2 separate regions of the Homo sapiens genome follow, and region 1 is linked to region 2. The links are chromatin loops, found by intact Hi-C in ENCODE. Cell type or tissue: Calu3. All regions are shown on one strand. Links, peaks and the distances in the headings refer to the core of each region. The heading gives the core; the rest is flanking DNA. Region 1 holds the start of SHH (sonic hedgehog signaling molecule). Region 2 overlaps LMBR1 (limb development membrane protein 1).

The links. Hi-C counts contacts between places; a loop is a spot of excess contacts. Peaks named below come from ENCODE experiments on the same cell type or tissue, not always from the same donor. Only the 100,000 strongest peaks of a DNase experiment are listed, where the experiment ranks them.
Region 1: a loop joins it to region 2, with 4 times the contacts of the local background. A loop is called at or near these places in 17 of 110 quality-filtered maps.

What each region holds. Positions count from the first base shown.
Region 1 is chr7:155,808,377-155,821,010 of GRCh38, forward strand. It overlaps SHH (sonic hedgehog signaling molecule), which reads right to left and starts at 4,087. Exons shown (of 3, transcript NM_000193.4): 1 at 3,447-4,087. The coding sequence starts at 3,746. RefSeq lists enhancers at 6,387-7,030, 7,329-7,830. In Calu3, for the core only: a CTCF peak has its summit at 7,083; DNase peaks (open chromatin) are centred at 3,435, 3,839, 7,065 and 9,340.
Region 2 is chr7:156,755,504-156,768,137 of GRCh38, forward strand. It overlaps LMBR1 (limb development membrane protein 1), which reads right to left. Exons shown (of 17, transcript NM_022458.4): 6 at 8,166-8,292; 7 at 7,605-7,673; 8 at 6,631-6,695; 9 at 890-962. Among named protein-coding and RNA genes, the nearest start is that of RNF32-AS1, 100 kb to the left of the region's middle. RefSeq lists enhancers at 4,412-4,706, 9,675-12,634 and a silencer at 9,708-9,910. In Calu3, for the core only: no CTCF peak of the experiment used is centred there; a DNase peak (open chromatin) is centred at 8,718.

The DNA of each region.
Region 1 (12,634 bases), core at 2,200-10,199, 950 kb before region 2:
TTTAAACAGCTTCCCAGGAGGGCAGCCAGGGAGAGGGCGGCAGGGTGAGGATGACCTGGCCCCCAGCTCTGTGAGCTGCGCCACTTGGGCAGGCATGGAGGACCCCGGGCAGGGAGACCCGGGTCCAGCCGGGCCGCGACGGGAGGTGGCTGCGCGAGTGAGGGGCGGAGGCCGAGGGTTGCTGGAGTTGGCGCCCCCGCCCCTTGCGCCCTCCTCCGGCCCGGGCTCCGCGCGGCCTCGGCTGGCGGCCTCTCCTCCGCCCGCGCTGGGCGGGATTGTCGCAGGCAAAGCCGGGAAGCCCAGGCCGGTTATTAATTCATTGGGTCGTGTGCCGCGAATCAAGCCCGACTCTGTGCAGCCACCGTGAAGCCCAGCAGGGCCGCCGGGGCCGGGCTTTGTGTCGGCGGAGGCCAAGTTGTTCCCCACGCCTGAGCTCCCGCCTACCTCCCTGATCTGCGAGCCGCGCCGGCGAGTGTCACCGCCAGCAGCCGGTGGGCTTCCCCCAGCGCGGGGGCGGGGGCGTCCCAGCTTCAAGACAGCCCCAGCCCCTAAACGCACCTCTCTCCACTGTCCTTTCCCCCAAGCTTGGTGGAACAGCCCCTCCCCAACCCCATACCTGAGCGTCTTTCCTGGCGGCCCCAGAGCGCACATTAAATCTATTTAGTGTAGCGGCTCGGGACCCCACTCCAGGCTTCAGATCCGGCCCTCTGGCCTCCTGCCCCTTAGGAGCCCCCTGGCCGCCAGCACCCTCGCCTGGCACCTAGGCCCGCGCGGGGAGAGCGTGTCTGTCTGCGCTTTCCTCTCCCGGGTTAATATTAACCGGCAGCTCCTGCGTTCCGGAACTGCTCCGAAAGTTCCACTGGGGACGATCTCGCCATGGTTGAGGGACTTGGGCGGCAGTCACATTAGAGACCCAGAGACAGGGAGGGAGACAGAAGAAGAGGGTCACGCACCTGGGGCAGAGCCTAGGTGGTTATTTAAAATGAGGGCGGCCGAGCAGGCTCCCCAAACCTCCCGCCGGCCTGGGGCTCCCCTGCCGCCTCCTGCACCCCGCCCCTGCCCTCAGCACCCGAGCCTCCGCCTTCCCCATCCCTTCCTCCCCCACCCTTAACTCCTGGAATCGGGAGAAGGAAGGTAGGGGAGGGATCAACCGGGGATACCTCACAGACTGCCAGCCCCTACCCCCCTCGGTTTTAGGGGACCTTTGTGGGGTCTGCCTGATAATCCCGGCCTGGCTCTCCTCACCCAACCCCCACTTGGGCCGTCCTTCCCCCTCCTTTTGTGTTGGGAACGGGAATAGCCACTGCCCAAGGAAAAAAGTATTTGTTTTCGTTTCGTTCGTCTGAGGGAAGTTGACAGAAGGTCAGAAGTTCAAATGCTGCCTGTGCGCGCGGCGGCGAGAGTGGCCGGGCGCGGGGCCGCTGGGCCCTGCGTCCCCCGGCAGGGCGGACGGGGGTCGGGGGGAGGCCCCCGGGCTGGGGGCTCCGGCTGGGACGCGGAGGCCTAGAGGCCAGGCAGGCGGCGGACTGGGGATGGGGGCGCGTCCCAGGGCAGGCCGGCGGAGCCCGCGATGCGCCCCGGCCCCTGCGCGGGCGCCCCCATCTCCGCGCCCCCGCCGCCGGGGACACTACAGCGAGCCCGGCGCTGCTGTTAGCTCCTGCGGTGCCTGCGCTCCCGCGCGTGGAGCAGCAGAGCCCGGCGGCTCCAGCCCAGCCCCTCGCGCACTGAAACCCTAGCCGCGGGGGATCGATAACCCGGGAGTAAGTGGGGCTGCAGGCGTCTGCCTCGCTGCGCGGCTCTGTGCGCTTGCAGCTTTGCAGCAGGGCTGCAAGGCCCAAGCCCTGGGAAGGTGTGCGAGCCCAGGACCCCTTCTGCGGTATTGGCCTCCCGCAGAGCAGGGCAGAAGCTGACCCACTCTGGCTCTGGGACCTCGGGTATCCACGCCCCCGCCGCTCTCTCCGCAGTGCCTCCCTCCTCTCGGGTTCCGAGGGACCCTGGCAAGGCCCCTCCTCCGCGGGGAGTGAGGGTGACGAGAGGATGGGCGCCTCGGGCTAGCCGGAGAACTCCCTCCAGCCAGCTGCACGCAACGGGCACCCCATGGCCCGTGCAGAGTTAATTGTGGATCGCGCTGCTGTCTGGCACTGGCGCGCGCGTCCACACTCGCGGTCCAGATTTAAGGTGGTCGGGAGCAGATGAGGGAGAGCAAGGAAATCAGGACCATTTCCCATTCCTCTCCCTTCCGACAGCTGGAGCAGGCTACCTTGCCTGCCCCTCGCCTTTCTCGGCCTCAAGCAAGCCTGGGAATCGGGTCGGGAAGCAGGGCGGCACGGAGGTAGCTCCTCTCTCTCTGCCGTCAGTACCCTCCCCCTGCACTTGCGCCCCACCAGCGCCACTCCATCAGCCGCTGTACGCACCTAGCCCTAAAGGTAGGACTTGAATATTTTAATAGGGCAATAAAAAGGATGTTGACCTATATTTGCAAGGAAACCCATTTCTGGCTTCAGTTATACGTGCATGGAGTTTCAGAAAGTCTAGAATTGGCTGGGAGATTGGCAGCTCAGAAATCTCAAAGGAGGTGGGGAGAGAGAGAGGAATTCATATTTTGCTTAGCTTCCCCTCCCCCCACACTAATATTTATTCGCTCTTAATTCTTATGCAAGCAGGTTGAAAACTAAAGTGATGCAATGCCAATAAGTTCTAAGTCCCTCCCCTAAGGTACCTCGGGCTTGGAAGAACGAAAGAGCATCCTTAAAGAAATATCAATACATTCACACTCTGATGGGCACAATTGCGGACACGCAATCGCAAAGCCAGCTCTGCGATACAGCCAGCCACCCAGGGACGGGCGGAGTCTCCCCTGGAGCCCCTGCCTTTTGTCAGAACCGCCTCCTGGCTTTTCCAGTTGAGAATTCTTTGGTGGGGAGGTGCAGGGTGGGGGTAGTGGTGGGAAAGAAAACCACAGAGGCAACGGGAAACGTGGGGGCTCTGAGCTCCAATGCCCAAGGCTACGTTCGTTCGTTCGTACAGTACCAGGAGACCACTTCATGTTTGTGGGAGGGGGATTCCCAGCCTCTCCTTCCATTTCCACTCCTGACTTGGAAAGGGCCGACGCCCCCAAAGTGAAGGTCTCCCCAAGTTACAAGCCAGGGCAGAGGTAGGATGGGGAAGGCCATTGTAGCAAGACTCATCAAATCAGGGCCATAATGAACCACGTCTGTTACCGTCCTCACCCCCACCACACCCTAAACTTCTCCAGCTGGACCCTTGACCTCCATTCTCCTCCAGGAAGAGGAAGAGATGGGGGGCGGGCAGGTGGGTGGGGAAGGAGCGGGTGAAATCACCTTCCTATCTGCCCGAAGAGCAAACAGAGTTAAGTCTGGAAGTGTTCGGCTTCTCGTAACCCCCTGGAAAGCCACACATTCCACGCCCCGGCGCTGGGTTCCTACCTGAGTCATCAGCCTGTCCGCTCCGGTGTTTTCTTCATCCTTAAATATGATGTCGGGGTTGTAATTGGGGGTGAGTTCCTTAAATCGCTCGGAGTTTCTGGAGATCTTCCCTTCATACCTTCCGCTGGCGCCTAGGGTCTTCTCGGCCACATTGGGGATAAACTGCTTGTAGGCTAAAGGGGTCAGCTTTTTGGGGTGCCTCCTCTTCCCGAACCCCCTGCCCGGTCCGCACGCCAGTCCCGAGCATACCAGCAGCGAGGAGACGAGGACTAGCAGCAGACATCTCGCCAGCAGCAGCATCTCGCCCATGGAACTGATGACTTCCGAGCTGTCCCCGTGCGGGTCCGTGCGCGAGTGCGCGCGGCGGGTGTGTGCGTGTGCGCTCTCTCTTGCGCTTTCCCTTCCTCGCTCCGGCTCGCCCGCTCGCTCTCTCCCTCGCTGGCTGCCTCGCTCTTTCTCTTCCTATATAACCTTGCCCGCCGCGGCTGCGGGGGACTCTCCACCGCTCCCCACCCAGACAGGGGCTGGAATGGCAGGCTGCCGGCCGCTGATAACGGAACACATCGGAGTTGGGTCGCGAGACAGCAATCAAAAGACAAAAAGAGTCTGATTTTAAATGGTAGCAAGCCTGGAGAGCTTGTGAGAGAGGCTGCCTTTAGCACTATATTATAGCTGCCAGGGGCGCATCTGATTGGCCAAAGCCGCACAAGCTTGTCTTCTGATGTTAACCCTGAAGAAGACTACGTTTTTTTTTTCTGTTGCTGCTGTTGCTTTATTTTCACCTGAAGGATTCGAGTTAAAAAAAAAAAAATCTTTCCTAAGATAAAGGTGGGCGGGAGGGAGGAGCGCATGTCTTGTGGTAACAGCAGTTACTCCCGGCTTTGTGTACATCCTTGCGTTTCCCCCTGACTTTCCCTGGAATGGTAGGTGCTTCAGTTAAAACCAACTTAAGTTTTTAAAGGACAGTTTAAACCCCCGCAAGCTTCAGTCATCAAGCACAGAGTCGCTCACACATTTGAGGGGCACAGCTGCCCAGCTGTTATTTAATTTTTCTTCCCCAGGGACTTTATAGTGCAGGCTGGCTCTCCCTGCATTTTGAAGAAAGAGGACTGAGCCCCTCCTGAAGACTCAGCCTCTGTGGACCGAGGATAATTATGAGTGACCATAACTTAAAGCACTGGTATTTGAAATGCTTTAAGTGCCTTAGAAAAATGTAAAAATACTGCTCTTTTATTGTGCTTCAATTAATACATTTTTTTTTTTGTAGAGCTCTGCAAATGGGATGGAGGCGTGCTCAAGGGCAGTTACAGAGTGAACTGCGGGCGTCAGGGTGGATGGGCAAAGCAGGTCTGGGGGCTGCACCCCAGCACAGGGGAGAGAGTGGGGGCCAGTGTGTGCGCTGGGTGTGTGGAGGCCATTGCAGGGTGTTGGGGGGGGGGCAGGCGAGTGGGCGAAGCTGTGCTCACACAACCCCCACGATCGATCAGAGCAAAGTGCAGAGCCAGGGGTGAGCTGAATGTGGAATTCAGGCTCCTTGCAAAGCTGGCCTTGTGTGGGGGCTCAGCAGGCCAGCAGTCTTCAGGCACAGGAGCCACCAGTCCTAGGGGCTGCAGCCCAAGGGGTCAGGGGCCCTGGGGGAACAGTGTTCTGGTTAACGAGGGGCTTCCTAGAAAGAGGGCACAGTGCCCAGGAGGTGGCAATCTTTGAGTCTATAATCACCTCACTTTTTGCAGAAAAAGGAAAAAAACTCAAAAGTCCTAAGTAAACCAGGAAAATAAAATTTGAAGCTCCCTCTCAACCCTGCTTTTCTTTTTTTTTTTAAAAAAAAAAAAACAGATCATGCCCTTCCCCTTCTCAATCGCCATCCCACTCATGTGCAATGATTCCTCTAGCATAGGATTAGAGAGTGAGGGTTATTTACGTGGAGGGGAAATCCTGACCCTGAGGAGTCATCAGATGCTGCAAATGTGGCCCTGTGAAGTTAAACACTCTCCCTTGACCCCGGGCCCTTGGAGTGGAGGGGGAGAGGACCCCTGTGAAGCTCAGCCCTCAAACGATGGAAGTTTCCAGAAGTTCCCTTTGCAGATCAACTTTTTGTGTGTGTGGTGGGGGAGAGAAGGAGAGGAGCATCTTAGGACACATCTGTCTTGGGCATGAGAGGCTGAGCGTTAACAAGACTCGGTGGCCTGGGTGCCTTTGGGGAGGTTGACCCGGGCTCCCCTTCCCGCCTCTCTTTCTTGTTCCTTTCCATGGTTTGTGACGAATCGTGATCCCTGGAGGAGAGCACCGTGGGGGAGCAGCGTCCACTTGACCAGGCCCCGGCAGCCTCCACTGAGCGGAGCTGGAGCTCAGCTGAGCCCAGGGATTCTCCAGGCGGTGTGTCTGCGCTGCCTGTCCCGTTCCCAGTAAAAACAGACACAAAACAGGACCCGTGTTCTCTCCAGAGGAGGCCGGCCTGTTTGATGTGTCTACCTGCACAGCATGTGGATGTCACATCACTGGGTGGTGCCTGGGCTGGACCAGCGACCTGGCCCAGTGGGACATTTGCAAACTTTTGACTGCCCTGCCTTCCACCCTTGGCATCTCCTCTTGCCCCAGTCCCTCCTCCTCCCCCTGTCTTTCCCCGCTACTTACTCCCTTCCAAATGCAGGCAGAAGGCCCCCCACACGGGTTGCCACCCTGGGGCCTGAGAGATTGGGTGTGCAGCCCTGCCGGGAGGTGGCATGTGCACACAGCTCACCTCTGCAAGGGGCAGGGTGGGTGGGGTGTGCTTTTGGAAGCAAAAGCCTGAGCTGCACAGAGTTCCTTGTGGGCACAGCTGGACGTGGGGTGCCCCCAGGTGCGGTCAGCTCCCTCTTAGCAGAGCGCAGGGAGAAGACGTGGCTTGGCATTGAGCTTGGGTGACTCAGGGCATTTCCTGAAACCTCCCTGCCCTAAGGGATGGCGTGAGGCCCCCTCCCTCCCCTCCATCTCCAGACAGCCCTAGACACCCTGGAGAGCACCTCAGGGGCCGCCCCCCTTGTAGACTGGCCGATCCTCCAGAGTGAAATAATGATGGGCCAGAAAGCCTGCCCCCACGCCTAAGTTCAGAGGGCCTGCCCCCTGCATGGGTTGAGGGGAGCTCGGCGCAGAAAGCAATCCCAGTTATAGACCAGGCTGCTGACTGAGCCCCCCAGAGAAGCTGCTGCTCTGCCCTCCCGCCCTTCACTCCCTGTCCTTCCATCCCACCTGCTCCCCACGGCCCAGCACTGCCTTCCCCTCCAGAGGCCAGGTGGCTCTATCTCTTTGCCTTCCCCCCCCCCCCCAGACCATTTGGCCCCCTCCCCGCACCAGCAGAGGCTCCAAACACCAGCCTCCCTGACAAGGCCAGACATCCGGACATGCTGGGGCTCCGTTATTCATCTACCTGGGCTCTGCCTCTCTTCCTTGGGGTCACGCGCATCCCTCCCTCGCTCCTTCCTCCAGCTTTCCCTCCCCCACCCTCCCCCACCTCCACCCCTTGCCCAGCATCCCTGCTGAGGACAGAAGCTGCCTCCTCTTCTGCCCCAGCCCCCAGGCTCCCTCCTGGGCACTGCCCCTGCCCCTCCTTCCGGCCCCTGCCGCTAGATGGCCTCCTCACTCTGCCTTCGGCTCGGGCTTGGCCGGTTTGGGAAATCCCCGCAGTCCCAGGTCGGGAGGCCCGGAAGCCAGGCAGCCTCCTTCGTTCATCCTCCCCTGGTCCCGTCAGCAGTTTCTGCGCCCCCCTCATCCCCTCTTTCCTTTCCCAGATTTGTACCCGCTGGGCTCTGCAGTTATGGAGCCCGCCTGCCTGGCATCTCCAGGTGCTGCCTCTGTTTCTAGTCTCTGGGGTTGGCCTCTAATCTTTCATGTCCTTCTCCCCTTTGATTTTTCTTCCTTATAGTAATTCCACGCAATCTCTTTCCATCCAGCCATCCAGTCTCCACTTCTTTCTGGATTTTCCCTGTTTTGGCCGGTGGAACTTCTGCACTCCAGTTCTCTTGTGATTGCATCCAGGGCCTTTTGAATTTGGGAGGGATTCTGCACCTTAGCCCCCTTTCCCTAACTCCATGGTCCTCCCCATCCCCGGGCCCTGGGGATGTGAGTCTCCAGCTTCCTGGAGGGCTCAGGCTCTGGATAGCCCAGGAAATCCAGCCACACTCTGCACAGCACCCTGATTGTGGCCTGGCTGCAGGTGGATTGAGGCAATGCTGTCCTCTCCGTGCCAAAGCCCAGGAGCTTTGGGGTGGCTGCAGGGCTCTCTGGACTCCTGCAGCCACATCCTCATGGCACCAGCGCTGAGGGCAGGCCCGCTGGGAGGCAGCTGCCAAGACACACAGGGCCTCGGGGGACCATGGCTGGCATGTGGAGCCAGCTACGCTGGGTGCCCACTGTGCAGCGTTTCTCAGTAGTGCTGTGCAGCGGGCACGGGGCCACCCCCAAGCTGCCACAGGCCCCATGACTGTGGGTGCAGCCTGGCTTCTTCCCGGCCTGGGCCACTCTGTGAAGCAGGGTGCAGGAGACACTTTGGTGACTGGGATTCCTGCCCTCATGCCTGTCCGCCTGCACACCAAGCCCCGTGGAGCCCCGTGGAGCCCCGTGGAGCCCCGTGGAGACCCGGCTCACATGCATGAAGGCTGCAGGCTCTGAGAGATGAGGACCCTGCAGTTTCTGGGGACGCTGGAAAGATCACACAGCCAGCTCTGTCGAAGTAGACATCCTAAGGCAGGCGATCAGCTCGGATGTGAACGTGCAGCCTGAACTATGTTGCTGTGTGCCTTTGAGCTGATTTTCTCTCTTTAGACCATTGCCTGCCTTTGTTGAGTCACTTCGTCTTCATTTTAAGTAATGGACACCTCTTCTTAGGTCTAAATAATGCCTCAGGTGTGTGCCTCTGTACAGTTTCAAAGTGCTCTAGCACCGTTGTCAGGGGAGCCTGAAGCTACATTTGGGAGTTGGAAAGGGAGGCACAGTGTGGGCAGGTGGCCTCGTGCCCAGGGAGGAAGGGACCCTGCGTCTGCATGCTGCTCCTTGCACCCCAGCTACCTAGAGATCCTTCCACAAGACCATCATTGCTTCCATCTTGGAGCCTAGTTAAGAGGCAGGTGCCCCAGACAGTTAATGCATTAAACCCTTGCGCACATGGGCCTCACCTGGGGGCTGAGAAAAAGCCGACAGGCCGCGCTGAGGCCTCACTCCCGAGCACTCAAATCAGAATTTCTCCTTTGCTGACTTCCCTGATGGGGATCCCAAAACCCAGGAGCGAACGTGGGAGGGGGAGATGTGGGTGCAACTGCCAGCTCCAAGCCCCCTGCTGCTCCCCCAGCCCGCGGACACTCCCCAGCCTCCGGATGCTCCGTCTGCTTGGCCCCCCAGCCCCTGGACGCTCCCCAGTCCTGCTTGATGCCTGTGTGCCTTGGGTCCCGTCTGCCCGGCTGGGCCTGGCATGGAGCTGCACGCAGAACTTCAGACAGCAGCGGGTGTGCATGTGTGAGCTTTAGATTCTTTCTGGAGAGCGTGTGGAGGGGGTACGGTGAGGGGTGAATGTGACTGGGACACATGCAGTGCCTGGAGGCTGGGGTGCCTCGGAGGATTGAGGATGAAGCTGTGTGTTGGGGCGTGCTGGGGTAGTACTGCCGCGAGCAGTTTTTCCCAGAACTGCCCAAAGCTGGCTCAGCCCACTCCCATTGAAGGAGGGTTCCCTGGCTCAGCCACTCCCATTGGAGGACGGCTCCCTGGCTCAGCCACTCCCACTGGAGGAGGGTTCCCTGGCTCAGCCACTCCCATTGAAGGAGGGTTCCCTGGCTCAGCCACTCCCATTGGAGGACGGCTCCCTGGCTCAGCCACTCCCACTGGAGGAGGGTTCCCTGGCTCAGCCACTCCCATTGGAGGAGGGTTCCCTGGCTCAGCCACTCCCATTGGAGGACGGCTCCCTGGCTCAGCCACTCCCACTGGAGGAGGGTTCCCTGGTTCAGCCACTCCCATTGGAGGAGGGTTCCCTGGCTCAGCCACTCCCATTGGAGGAGGGTTCCCTGGCTGGCTCCATAGCTGCTCTTCTTCCACGAGTGAAGCCACAGAGCCTGTTCTTACCCACTTCCTGCACAAAGGCTGTTTCCTTACAGGAGCAGAGTTAAGCTGAGATCCACCAGGCAGGGCTGGCAGCTGATGCCACAAGTTCCACTGAGAGAATCAGTCACCGAGGCTGCTCCTGTGCCCTGTGCCCTGTGCCCTGTGCCCCTCCCCGCTTCTGCTCTGCCCACTTCCATGCTCCCTTGGGCCACGGAACTGTCATGACTCGGCCTGAGAGCAGTGGGCTCCCATGTCGCCTGGGATCTCCACAGTCAGAGTGCTGGTCTCCAAGGCCCTTCAGGGTTGTATTTTCTAGAGACTTGAACATCCTTGTAGGGTCAGAGATTATCTGGAGATGTCCCCGTGCACTGGGCTGTGGTGAAGGAGGGTTGCGGTCTGTGTGGACTAAGGAGATCCTCAGGGCTCCACCCACAAGCTCCCGGGCAAGCCACGCAGCCCCTCGAGACGTCTGTTTCTTTATCTGCAATGTGGGAGTATGAAGTCGACGATGCCAAAATCAACAGTGCCAACGCCAGAAGCCCTTTCAGCCCTGGGTTCTATGAGCCCCTGGTCTTAGCCTCAGGAGAACTCATGCAACAGTCCCTCTTCAGAGTGAAGAAAACTAAGAATCCACCCGCATCCCACCCCAGTTCTTGCCGTGTATACAAGGCAGAACCCAAGAGTGACCCCCTCCTTGCCCCTTCCTGTGGCATCCACTGGATCGTGGCCCCGCCCACACTGGAGGTCAGCCTGGTTCCAGCAGCCGTTCCTGCCCTGGGGCCTTGGCTCTGTCCTTCACTCGAGTGAGTGCCAGCCGGCGTGCTCCCTGGGGGGACCCACGTATCACCACAGGGACCTGCTGGGTCGGCTTCCCGGGGGGACAGGGCAACGCTGCCCCAGGGGCTTGAGGGGCATGGAAGCCCCCCCAACCTCATCTCTCCAAGGAGTATTTCCCTTCTTCGCTTTCTTGAGAGGGGATCCAGCCCAATTCCCTCTTAATGTGCAAAATTAAGAGCCAGGGGGCATCAGTGGCCAGGGCTGTTTTGGTAGCAGATGCAGAGAGGCAGATTTAGGGGCTGAGGTCCGCGCACCGCAGGTGCAGGGAGAATGTGTGGGGCAGGGGCTGGGTTCATCCAGAGGTGGGAGAAGGGCACAGAAAGGGAAACTGAGGGCCGAACACACATTTGGGCTTTGAAAAAAGCTGCTAGAACAGGAATAATTTGCCAGGTTTTGTGCTTGTAATTTTGACGTTATTCTCATGTTTAGGGATTTTTGACAGGCACACCTGACTGTGTGGCTGGTGGCTTGTTTCTTTCTCTGGGGCTGTGGGGTGCATAGAGAAGGACCTGTGTTTCCTGTGGAGGAATTCCCGGTACAAGGACAGAAGCAGCATTCCAGAGGGGGGCTGTGCAGGGCACCTCTGGGATCGCACACAGAACCCCAACGGGAGAGGAGTCCACAGACCGTGCAGGGCTCTGGGCTCCAGGGGCCTGGCCTGGCAGCAGCACAGCGCTGTGAGATGTGTGCTCAGACAAAGGGGTGATGATTCTACCCGGGCGGCTCCGGGGCTCCTCTCCCAGCCACACCACTGACTTGCAGTCAAGGAACACAGCAAAGAGATCCCAGCTTTCTCTGGCAGGCAGACCGGTGCGCTTTATGCATCGACCATCTCACCAGGCAGCTGCACTCAGCGAGAAGGGAAGTTGGAACTCGTAACTTTGGGTGATAGTAATAGTAATACTGATTCAGTGTTGGCCATGTCTTGGAATTGCTCTTGGATTAAATTTTAATGTGTTAATACAAGCAACCCTTTCAAGGAGGGACCATTGCACAGATGGGGAAACTGAAGCACAAGGAGGTTAAATATCTCCTCTGGGATCACACGCCGGATTTGTGGCAGGGCCTTAAATCAAATTCAGATGACCTGGCTGACAGCTTGCCCTCTGACTCTCTCTGTAGGCAGTGATGCTTCCGGAAGCTTCCATGTGGCGCTCAGCACTTTTCTGTTTGGGTGTATCATTGGGTAAGGGGAGGGAGGAGGGTAGAAAGAGGGCCCCCTCCACCAGGAATACAGAGGAGGGAGCCCCACTTGGACATATGGAAATAGGAGATGACCTGGAAGAGAGACACCACAGTACCCAGGGCCATGCATTTTGGGCCAGGCAGGAAGTAGTCCCGAGGTTCTGGGAAGAGGGAGCATCAGGGGTGCCTGAGAGTGGTGTTCCTGCCCTGCCCTGCCCCACGACTCCTTGCACAGTTTAAAGGCCCCGTCCCCTGGACAGCAGCACCCTGCACTGCCGAGTGGGGCTCAATTTGTGCAGGGCCTTTAGTGCCTATGCTCCCTTGTTGCAGAGCGGCCGACCTCCACCCTTTCCCCACTTTCCAGAGGAGGAGGCTGAGGCTCCCGCCGAGACCTTACCGTCCACTCACAGGGCCGCTGGGAGGGAACAGGCCCAGCCATGCCAGGTCAGGAGAAGCACTACACACACGTGAGGGGCCATCTAGTTCCACAGATGCTCCTCTGCGGTCCACGGCTCCACTGGGTGCCTGTGGAAGACGTCCCAGGAGCGTGTCAGAGAAGGAGCTGACCATGGAGGAGTGTGCAGTGTCAGGGCGGAGCTGGCGCCTGCACACAGGACGCTCAGGTGACTTTGCCCAGGACCACTCAGTCGTGAGTGGTCAGTGTGGGGCCAGGGCTGACCGCAGGCTCCACGCGGCAAGCACCACACTCCAGCCCAGCAGGGCCACGTTTCCAGGCAAGCCGTGGTGTCACCAGGCGGTGGACACAAATTCAGGCCTCAGAGTTAGTCACGGTCAAGGTCATGGGCTTCTAGCTCTTTGGGTTCTTCAGGCAACTGTGGGAAGGAACGAGGCCCAGCGGGGAAGGACCTTTTATGCAGAACAGTCTTTCCCCGGCCGTCCTCAGCGAGAGGCCCTGTTTTGTAGCTTGGGGCCCTCCCACAGTAGGAGGCCTGCACAGGGCACTGCAGCTTCAGAAAGGATGGAGGCTGTGCCACGTAGCCGCCTCACCCTCAGGTCCTCTGCTCCCATCCCTCAGCAATCTCTGTGCACAGCACCATGCCCGCGATCAGCGCGTCTCAAGCCTTCATGTGTCACGTGAA
Region 2 (12,634 bases), core at 4,528-12,527:
TACTCTTTACAACTCAGGCATGTTTATTGCACAGTAGCATGATTATCCAAATAAGACAAATTTATTATAATATTTACTGCTTTAAGGAAACTTTATAAAGCTGACATTGTTGACTAAAGTTTATAACTCTGAAATTAAACAGGTTTAAACATTAGTTTTAAGTAAGTTAGAAGAATAAAAGACATATGTAGTTCCAGTCTAAAAGTTTATCTGTATCGAATTATATAATGTTACTGACAAGAATCCTCTAGAACAGATACAAACTGAAATTCCTGGATCGAAGGAAAAAGCTCTAAAATATTATGAACATTTTTGGGGTGATGATTTAAATTCACTATTTGTAACTGAAGAAAGTAGGTAGATACCTGTTTCTCAGCATTTCATAAACTAACCTTCTATTTTATACCTACTCTTGAATCATGATTCTGAAATGCAGTTCGTTATTAATTATCTGATCTTGTTGGCGGGAGACTGGCTTTTCAACATTTGAAAACTACTTAAGTAAAATTAAAGAAAATTTACCTATACTATCTGTTAAACTATATCATTACTCTTTTCTTCATTGGTTCTTCAAAAACCATCAGTAATTAAAAATTAAATTTTAAAGTCATATGCTTAAAACATAAACACAGTTGGCAGTAGAGAGGTGTCTAGTCCCTTAGTGGCCAAAGTCTCATAAAGAATGGGTCCTGCTAGGTTACAGCTCATCTCAGCCAGGGTCTGCAATAACCCTCTCTTCACCAGGGAAGTTCTTTTATTACTCTAAAGTGTTCTCCTCTTGTAGCAGCACAAGATTCAGAGAGGTTTATATTTTTTCTCTTCAATTATCTATCTTTTTGAAATTAAAAAGATTTTTTTATCCCCGTCTAAATATGTAATATAAACATACCATTTAGTCGTCTCTGGAGTGCTTCTTCCTCTAAGGTAATGATATAAATTTGTTCATCCAGGTCTTCAAGAATCTAAATTTAAAGATAAAACTATTCAATAATTCAACGTTATAAAACGAATGCTTATGAGACCATTTAGGCTATTTGGTCAATTTATTTTAGGTAACGTATTCATTCAAATTTCTAAGAACACAAAACAAAAAAACTCCAACTATGTTATTTATAAATTAAGTACAAATACTTTAGTATATAACCAAACACATCAAAAGTTATCACAAACCCTATATACATTTAAATTGGATATTTTTAAAGTTTAAGGGATTAAACTAAGGAACTCTTCTCAATGGCCAACAAATGTATGAATTTTGGGGTTTTTTAGTGACATTCTGAGATGTGGGCTACATGTATGAATTTTTTTATTATTGTTTGTTTGTTTGTTTGAGACAGTCTCACTCTGATGCCCAGGCTGGAGTGCAGTGGTACGATAATCTCAGCTCACTGCAACCTCTGCCTCCCGGGGTCAAGCGATCCTCCCACCTCAACCTCCCTAGTAGCTGGAACTACAGGCACACACAACCATGCCCAGCTAATTTTTGTATTTTTAGTAGAGACGGGTTTCACCGTGTTGACCAAGCTGGTCTTGAACTCCTGACCTCAGGTGATCCGCCTGCCTCAGCCTCCCAAAGTGCTGGGATTATAGAAGTGAGCCACCACACCCGCCCAGCCTACATGTACCAATTTTAAACAGCCAAAAAGCTAACTACGGTAAATAACTACAGTAAATATAGGCCCAAGCCAATATTTTAGAGATAGAAGGAACAGACACCCAGTCCAACATTTGTTTTCTCATTTACATTTACCTACATAATGTCTAAAACAAGAAATCCATAAACTACATCAGTAACATGCAACACTTTCCATTTATATCATCTTTATGTACTAAAAACACTCCATGAATATTAAAGATTGGTATTATCAAAATCATCCAATAGACCAAAATCTAGAGAAGTGGTATGTTTACATACAAACCAAGTCAAACAACAGTAGTTCAAAAGAAAAAACCATACTAATAATTTACCAATTGTATGGGATATTGTCTGCACTGTTAAAAATCCTAAAATTGATTTAATTCTAGTTTTGTTAACATAGCTATCCTTCTGAGAGGATCCTTATTATCTTCGTAGCTGTAGGGCAAATCTCAAAGAAGTCTAGAGCTGATATCAGTGTTCCATATCCTCACATCCAAACTACTCACACTCAGCAAAAAAAATAAATTGTGAGGAGCTAATGGACAAAAAGACAGAAACCATATATACATCTCCTTTCAGACTTTAAAGTATTTTCAGAAAACAGATTTTCAAATCATGCAATCCCTGTCAGATGTCCAATTTATACAGCTGATGTGAAATTTATTTGAAGCAATCCAATAATTCCCAGCCTTTCAACAAATCTTTACGGTCCCCTATGACCTAGCACTGAACTCATCACTGGCACACATACCAACTCGATCCTTGAGAAGCCTGACTTGGAAGGTGAGAAAAAACAAATACTAAAATAATAATCAACAGTAATAAACAAATAAATATACAAACAAATAATGACAAAGAATGACCATCCTATGAGGAAGAAAGGAATAGGAAGAAAAGGGGAAGAGATACCTAAATGGCCAGCCAGCAAGCCCTCTCCAAAGAGGGAACATTTAGGCTGAAATGAGTGGCAAGTGCTGGAATGTGAGCTACTCCCGAGGAGAAAGAGTGGTACACGGAGAGGATCTCCTGGATGCAGTGGGTTAGGGGAGAGGAATCCCAGAGAAAACCCACATGTCTGGGACCAGGTCCTTGGGGGCCTTGATCCAAAGTTCCTTTCCCATCAACACTTCTTTTCACTTTCTACTATCTGGATCAGAATTGACAGTTTTTACATAAGGTCTAAGGCATACAAAAGGATTTTTATCTTTCTTATGCAAATTGTCCAAGAATTACTTATCACCACGGGTATGTCTTAGTGTGAATGAGTGACTGATGTAGTTTGGATATTTGTCCCTTCAGAACCTCATGTTGAAATCTGATCCCCAGTATTGGAGGTGGGACCCTGTAGGAAGTATTTGGGTCATGGGGGTGGATCTCTCATGAATAACCGATTTGGTGCTGTCCACACAGTAATAACTGAGTTCTTGCTCTATTTGTTCACATGACAGCAGGTTGTTTAAAAGAGTATGGACCTCTCTCTCGCCTGCTCCCTCTCTTGCCCTGTGACACAAATGCTCCTCGTTTGCCTCTCGCCATGACTGGAAACTTCCTGAAGCACTAGCCAGAGGCAGGTCCCAGTGCCATGCTTCTTGTACAGCCTGCAGAACCATAAGCCAAATAAACCTCTCTTCTTTATAAATTACTCAGCCTCAGGTTTATACCAATGCATAATAGACTAATGCAGTGACAATGTAAATAACACACATATATTTGTGTTAAGTTCTTATGAGCACCATCCTCCTTGATTTCTACAACAATCCTACGAAAAACAGACTGTTCTCATCTCCATTTTATATTCCAAGAAGCAGGGTTACCAAAGAAATGTTACGTGCCTTCAAACCCTATACTCAACTACTATGGGCTAATGGGGGCTTAAATATGGGTAAGACATAGTCCTTGACCTCAAACAGCTGATATTCTAGTGTAGCAGAAGAGAGCAGATGAATTTAAAAAATAATTAGAAGATTTGTTAAAGTCATAACCGTGGCTTAAATAAAACATTACAAAAGTTCAAAGGAAGAAAAATTATTCCCAGATGGGGAGACAAAAGTTTCGACCAGTGTTTTTGATGGTAGTAGCATAGTAGCATCTTATCTGACAGCTTAAATTACCAAAAGAAAGGCATTTCAATTAGAGGAAACTGTAAGCAGAACACAGAAGTGGAGGGGTAAAGTCCACTCAGCAAACAAATCGGTTTTACAGCTCTGGAGCTTACAGCAAAATAGAATGGCAGACCAGCTTCTGGTATGAAACCAGCCTCTTGGGTTCACACTCTGCCCCCTCATAGATCTCTGATCTTGTACAAGCTACTTAATCTTCCTGAAATGACATTAGTTTAGCCATAAAATAAGAATACTACTATCTAACTTATAGGTTTGTCATCAGGATAAAATGAAATTATGTGTGTAAAATATAGTGTTTATTGCTAGCATATATAATACACTCAATTACTCAATAAATAATCTTTATTACTGAATGTTACCAACAAGAAAAGAAACAAAGACAAGACTTTGAGGATACTGTTAATGTTAGAAATGCAAAATGCTCGTTCCCTGGTGCTGCAAAGAAATAGCACTCGAACATAAATTTAATTTTCTCAGCAAGGCAATTTTTACTTCTATAGAAGGGTGCGACTGGCAAATGGAGTAATGGAGAGAGCACACCTGCACAGGGGAGGGGAAGGAGTTCTTATTTCTGACACAGGGCCCTACTAGTGTGTCGTTCCCCTATTGACAATGGTTGGACCACACAGTCTAAGCTAATTCCGACTGGCTATTTTAAAGGGAGCAGGCATATGAGCCAGAGTGGCAGGGTGACTAGTCTAGCAGGAAGGACAGTTAGGAACAGGTAACTAAAGATGACTTAGGTCAAAGCAGGTGACCAGGGGTGACTCAGGTCAAAGAAGGTGACCAGGGGTGAGTCAGGATGGAGCAGGTGACCAGCGAACAGATGTGAAATACTGATTAGGACTGGTGGGAAAGTTGTTTACTGAAACCAGAGGCAAGGGGGAGAAGAGAACCAGGAAGTTAAACTTTAAAATGGAGAATCGAAGAAGAAGAGAGCTGAACACACTGACATACTGATTCTTTGAGGAAAAACTTGGGGTTCACTATATTTAACATTAATAAGAGACAAGTTAAGGAGAAAAATTAGCTTGGGGAAGGGAGCTAAGTAAGTAGTTTCGTTTTATATACGTTGAGTTTTCAGCTCCATGGGGTATTCAATTATAGCACTTAAAATGTACTGGAATTTGTTTCCATTGTCTTTTCCTCATTAGAATTAGGCATTTAAAAGTGATGTGGAAATGGCAGAGATGGTTTAGGAGCAGAGCATTAATAGAAATTTAGACCAATGATGGAACTTTAAACATTTGCCTATAGTTAGGGGTCAGGAAGCAGAAAAGGAGAAAGAAGACCAAACAAACAAACAAACAACAACAAATGTAGGAAGAAACTAAATGAATTCAATGTCCCAAAACCTCTTTACAAGGGAAAGGAATTTCAAGACTTGGCAGCATGTGTGTGGTACACAAGTGTGTATACAACATTTACATACTTTTTGTAAAATGTATTTACGCATTTTTTAAAAATAAAAAATTAAACTTCATCTTTAAAATATAAAAATATTATGATTTTCAAAATTAAGCAAGCATTTACTAAAAGTATAGCCCCTATAACACTTCCTCAGTATTTTCCCTAAATGAATCATGACAAGGAAGACAAACACATAACTATAACGATTTAATAAGTATTACTAGTGAGACAGAAACAAAAGGGAATATGAGAAATGCAAAGAAAGGACTTTAATTCTTTGTCCTTGAAGAAGCAAGGCAACGTTCAAAGCTATGTAGACAGTGGAGCTGATATTTGAGCTAGGCCGTAGGAGGCTGCTAGGTAGCTGGAGCAGGTAAGAGGCCTTGAAGGGAAAGAGACAGTCCTGGAGACAGAATGCATAGAGCCTATTCAGAGCACAGCAAGTTCGCTCATGAGCTAGAGTGACAGTAAACACAGGGACAGCTAGAGGAAAACTGAGTGTGGACCAGGCTGTGAAAGGCTTTGTAACATGTAAGTAGTTTACTCTTGAGTTCATAGGCAGTGAGGATCCATGAAAATAAGTGACAGATTTCCTAGGGGCAGCTAAGAAATCGTTTTTATATAATTAAATATCTGACAAAATAGAGACCAAAGAAAGCGACAAATCATTAGAATTACAATCAACTGAAAATCATTTAAAAACTAATATATAGTGTTTCTAAGATGAAAGGTAAAGTATGCTTCAATTAATCGAGACACAATATGCAGACAAATTTTCAGAAATATAACCATTTTGTAAATTAAAGCATACATGTAAATTTTGAAACATAATAGAGGTACTTTTTGATATTAGGCAATGGACACCTAAAATACCTGTAAATATTTGTAAATTTTGTCCTAAAATTTGCTAGAGGAATTTTTACCTATGCACCTATAGTTAGTATTTTAAAAGCAAAACCAAATTTGGTTTCCAAAGACTGGAAATTTAACCAAAGTTCTATTAAACAAAAAACTTAATAGGCCAAGTGCGGTGGCTCACGCCTGTAATCCCAGCACTTTGGGAGGCCGAGGTGGGCAGATAACGAGGTCAGGAGATTGAGACCACCCTGCCTAACACAGTGAAACCCCGTCTCTACTAAAAATACAAAAAAATTAGCCGGGCAAGGTGGCAGGGGCCTGTAGTCCCAGCTACTCGGGAGGCTGAGGCAGGAGAAAGGTGTGAACCCAGGGGGCGGAGCCTGCAGTGAGCCGAGATCGCACCACTGCACTCCAGCCTGGGCGACAGAGCAAGACTCTGTCTCAAAAAAAAAAAAAAAACTTAATAAAACAACAATTTGAGTGATAAACATACAAAACATATTCTTCTTCTATTTCTAAATGCTAGCTCACAATATCAAAGACAATCAAATGTAAACACATTTATTTAATAAACAAAATGATTTATAATTAAATACTTACTGTTGGCTTCACTAGCAACTGACCCATCACTGTGAACATACGAGAAAGGCCAACTGGTGTACACACTGCAGAAATAAGATCACCAAAAGACAGAAAGCGACATTATAGAGCTTGGAGAAAGAGATAAACAACTAGACTGTAAAAATAAGGGAAATTCAAGGATTATCATTTTAAGAACATTCTTCTCTCCAACTGAGATTGTCAGTGTTTTGTCAGAGAACTCTTCACCATCATCAATAAAGAAGCTAGAGGGGCCATGTGAGCAGGATAGGTGTAATTAGTTATGAAAGATATGTGACAACAAAAAAAGGCTTAGAATAATATTCAAGATTCTAGCAGTTGAATAATAATAAATACTTTTGCTTAAAATAAAGAAAAATTAGCAAAGAACAGGTTAAATTTCAAGTATTAATAGGACTGAGAAACAAACAAGAATATCTAAAGGTGACAACCATAGTCTTAAGTCCTTTAAACTACATTTATCTACTTATCCCTGAGATAGGCTGTGATGCTTCAAGTAAAACAAAACAAACTTTTAAAAAACCACAAACTTATCATACATAATTCTACCATTTCCATTTAAAAGTAGAATCTAGCATTATGACAGGTATGGGGGTGAGGCTATAGCATGTGTGTATGAGTGTGCACATGGTTTGTGTGTCAGTGTATGTAAGTATGACTGTATATGAGTGTGTGAAAGTGTGTGAGTGTGAGTGTGTGTGTGTGTGTGTGTGTGTGTCTGTCCGTCTGTCTCACTCTACAACCCAGTAGAAGAAGCTTTCCTTAGAGAACAATAAAAGCATCTTATTATTTCAAAGTTTCCATTTATCAAAATTTATTTTGAATAAAAATAGTTAAGGCGAACTCAAAAAAAATCCAAATAGTTAAGAAATCTCATCAGAAAACTTCCCTGAATTTTCCAGAATAAGGACAACTCTACTTTTCTCTTAATATCAAGTCTGAAAAATACTTACAGAGAAGTAACAAACATCCCATCAATGATATACAGGAATATAAATAGGGTAGATAGAACTCCCAGAGATCTATTAAAAAAAAGTAAATATATTTTAATAAATCCAAAATACTGCACATTAAGATAGTCAGTCTATCTTACGATAAGATAGAGGCTGACTGTACCTCATGTAAACATTGTAATTGCCTATTTTAGTTTATTAAGCCATATAATTTCTAAATTGTACAATAAAAAGATCTAAAATAGAAAACCAAGAAGTAACCCTTTAGCAAAACCTGTCTGGAGGGAGAAAAAATGTCTCCACGGAATTTGAAGAACAGAAACCAATTAACAAAAACAAAAAAAAAAAATCTGAAAAGCTGCTTACTTGTTCTTCACATATAAAATAAATAAAACTTCATTTTTAGATAAAAATATCTAAAGATTTCTTAATTCTGTAAATTAACATCAAACATCTTTGTTAACTACACAAAGATTTAAATGTTTTTAAAATTGAGTGTGTAATTATATCCCAAACTACAGTTTCCAGTAAGGAAACTGGTTAAAACAAGGAAATCCATACCATATAAAGATTCCATGCTTGCGGCATCGTTGTCAATGAGTGCTGAAGCTACCCACACTATCCCAAGAATGAGTAACGCAAGAAGAAGAAGCATGACCAAAGTCTCTAAAATGCGGGCTCGGATTCCCTGAAAAATAGAGTAGAAATATAATTTTAGTATTTTACTTCATTTCATGAACAATAAGGTTTCTGCCTATATGAAAGCATAAAATAATCCCTTGGAAGGAGAGGAAATTTATATTTATTAAAAGGAAAAAAACACTAGGTACTTATGGTTTACAATGTTTAGACTGACTTTTCAAATTATGGAAAATATTATTAAGCTTGGATAAAACACAAAAAAAATTCTTCATAAAAAACATCTGCAGAGCCATTTTTAACAATTACTTTCCTAACACTTTCCACTAACAAAGCAGATTAATGAATTTCTATCCGTGATTCTAATCAAGGGAATAGAAGGCTAATTATGGCACAGAGCCAAACAGTTCAGTGAGCACTGAACTTGGTGCGCCACAATGCTCCGAGCTGCTGGAGAGCGCCGGCTCTCTCTAGCATGGACTCTGGTGCTCCTCACAGCCTCCGGAGCCCTCTACTGTGCCGCTGAAGAACTGTCCATTGTAATCCAGCATTATAAACTATAGAGATACTGCTTTTATCAGTTCTATATGATGCTTTTCTTCACATTATATAGAATTTTCATTAATCCATGAGACAAGAATATAATAATATAATCATTATGCACAACTTTGTTTTAAATGTAAAACAAATTCTGACTTCAGGACCAAACTAAAGGCCAGACTTTTAAAACTTAAAAACTGCAGGATAAGACAAAAAAAGAAACCGCTTTTACTCCCCAAAAAATCACCCAATGATTGAATCTGCACCTATAAGTTAAAGCATCATATTGATATTTTGTACTGCAATGCACTAACCTACAATTATCTAACACAACCAACAAAATTATAAATACATCCATATTTCTCAATAAATTATGTTATCTCATTCCACATTTAACATAAAAATATGAGTTATAAAATTCCAAAACATACACTTATTTCAATTTTGTCCTAAGTATTACTTTCTAGTTTCTGAATTGCAGGAATAGGATGCATTAAAATCACGGCACCCCAGTTCTTCAAATTCAATAGAAAGGAAAGAAAACGTCCTAAAAGCATGGAGAGGTATACCTAGCCCTAAATGATAACCTCTGAGGTGAAGTGACTTTTTCTTACTAGTCCTTCAACAATATCGCAGACTTACCACAAGGCTGCATTTGGCAAGTTTAAAACACTTCCTCAAATCTGAGAGTCAGCTCACCTTAAGTGTTCATAGCATGGGAGGCCAGTGAACCAGAATGAATTAGGCTTGTATTTTAACACATGAGATCTCATAGTAAGTAGCTATTAATCACAGGAGATGAAATGTGAATAGTCACAAAACACACTACTACTTTACTGAAGAGTCCTTTGAACTTCCACTTCACAACTTTCAAACTATTTAAGATGCTGATATGGTTTGCCTGTGTCCCCACCCAAATCTCATCTCGAATTGTAATTCCCATAATCCCCATGTGTCGTGGGAAGGACCCAGTGGGAGGTAACTGAATCATAGGGGTGGTTTCCCCCATGCTGTTCTCATGATATTGAGTGAGTTCTCATGAGATCTGATGGTTTTATAAGCGTCTGGCATGTCCCCCGCTGGCACTCATTCTCTCTCCTGCCACCCTGTGAAGAGGTGCCTTCTGCCATGATTGTAAGTTTCCTGAGGCACCCCAAGCCATGTGGAACTGAGAGTGAATTAAACCTCTTTACTTTATAAATTACCCAGTCTCAGGTATTTCTTCATAGCAGTGTGAGACAGAAAACAGACTAATACAGATACCAAAACATAATCTACCACCTTTAACAATGACTTCTCTCTTCCTTTCTTCCTCCTCCCCTCCTTTTCTCTCTTTCTAAAATCCTTTTTATTACACACTAAATATTTTATGGAAAGTCTATCAATAAACAGACAAAAGGAGATAAAATTATATCTTGCACGTTTATGCAGATTTGTTCTAGCGTTTGTGTTACACTCTCTCAATCCTGTCTTTCCCTGCCTCCAACCAGCCCCTAAGAAATATATGAACTAAAGAGTAGGGCTCCCAAAACAAATAACACATGCATTATACCTGTAATATACATGAGCTAAACAGTGTTAATAGTGTCTGAAGTGTTACAATATATGAACTACACAGTGTCAGCTCCTTGGAACCATTTAAAACCCACTGTCCAAAAGAAGTTGTCATTGTAATGTTAAATAATTATAACACTGTAACAATAATTTTTAGGATGATAATCAGTGTTGGGAAATCAATCACCATAAAATTTAGACTTCCTTTGATATTCTGGTAAGAACTATTTCTTAGTAATTAAACTTGTTTTCTTCAGGTATGTGCCTGGGTGCTGGGAGACAATCTCCACGGCGCTCTCACATTTCTGTACATCTCACAAGCAGAGGCAGGGACAGACCTTATTTGGAACTGTCTTCTTAAGGTCGTACAGCAGATGGCCTTGGGATTTAGAGATAGTGTATCTCTGAAGCAAAGGAGAGGTTTGTTTACTGTCTGGTAGCACAATGTTCACCTCCAAGCAAAGGTTAGACAGGGTTGCTTGCAGCCCGATATAAATATGGTGGGTTCCCCAGCTGTGATACAGGCCCACTGTGGGGCTTGGGTTCAAGGGCAACTGGCACCAAAAGGAAGCTTGTGCACTCGGTTATGTGCTGTGCATAACCAAGTCCTTTGTCTCTGACCCAGACATCTCAGGTTTACAACTAGCATCCATGAAACTCGGAGACTAACTTGTTAGTTTGCAAGCAGAATAAAATCTCAGACTTTTCACAGTTCTTGACGGTTTTTGGCAACAAGGATAGGGGACTAATAGATGGCTTTCTGGAAAAGAAAGAGGAGGGGCCCATGCAGATTGGCTTAAGGGATATGAGAAGACTCCTGGGATCTATTAATAGCAGTGAGTGTGCTCACCCAAGTGGTGGGCAAGCAGGAGGAGCAGGGACCCCAAGCAGTCCTAGCTGCTGGTGACAGTCTGCAGGCTGAGGTAAGCAGTGAGGCTGAGCCCACTGCTGGCTAGGTTGTCACTCCCTCTCCTCTGAGCGGAAGCATGAAGGAATGTCATCATGATGGTGTGAACTGTGAGCCATGCAACACCAGGTAAAAGGTCCTGTGGGTACAGCTGCTATTTCAAGGAGTCCCAAAGCTGAATAAACAGCGTCAGGAATGAGGCTGTAGACCAATGCCTAAACTGATGTCATTACAAATTTGGTTGAGCCATGAGTAGCCACTAGCCACTCAAAATGAAACGCGCCTTGCTTAACGGTGTGGGCCAGTCGCTTTTGCCATGCTCATTCAACTGTCCTCCCCCAATTCTGACCTCAGATGCTTAGGAAAAAAGATGATGGGGTAAAGTGGGGGTCTCCCTGTCCTTCAGGGGTGTAAAAGCCGTACAGACCCCCCTGAGCATGCAGGGGAACTTTAGGAAGCAGACGGACTCAAACTCACGGCTCTGCTGAGTACAGGAGCCCACGTCACCATCCTACCTGGTCCTTCACAAAGGACTGTGAAGTGACTGCACGGAATTGTTGGTGAACAATGACAAATTTTTTCTAAATAAAGAGAAATATAAATAACGATATATATAGTTATAAACTAAAATGCAATGCCAAAAAATATTTTTGAAAGATAAATCATTTAATAATTTTTTATTATCTTATACATTAAGAAGTGACATTCAGATGAGAAAAAAAGAGTTAAAGAAAAAATTCCATTTTAAATAGGGGTCATTTAAAACGATAATATTTCACTTTTTACTGACAGCAGAGAAATTAAAGTTAAATAATGCTACTAAAAACTTAAGGTTACCACTAATCTTACTAGTATCAAAATAATAAAACTAGTAACAGTAATAGTAACTAGTATCAAAAGTAATATTACTAAGATACTAGAAAACAGAACAAAAATGTAATAGTTAATATAGTAAAAAACAGAAAATCAAGTTTAGCAAAATATAAACATAACAAAATATATAAAATACGAAAACAGGAAATGATAAAAACCAAATATATCTACTATAACTATATATGCAAATTAGGTCAAAAAACACAATTAACTGTCTAAGACCTATCAAAACGAAAGTGATACTAAAAAAAGTGAAAATGATTAAAAATTATTGTTTAATTTTTTAAAAATGTACAGGAGTCTGGTTTAAATACAGAAGAATGCAAAACAAAAAACATTAAATGGGATAAAGTAGGACATTTCATATTGAAGAAATTTACTATCCACTATATTATTATGTTCTATTTCTTTAGATTAACTGGTGAGTACATAGCGCTTCATTGTTATTATTCTTTATACAATATTTAAATAAACAGAAAACGAGGCTGGGCACAGTGGCTCACACCTGTAATCCCAG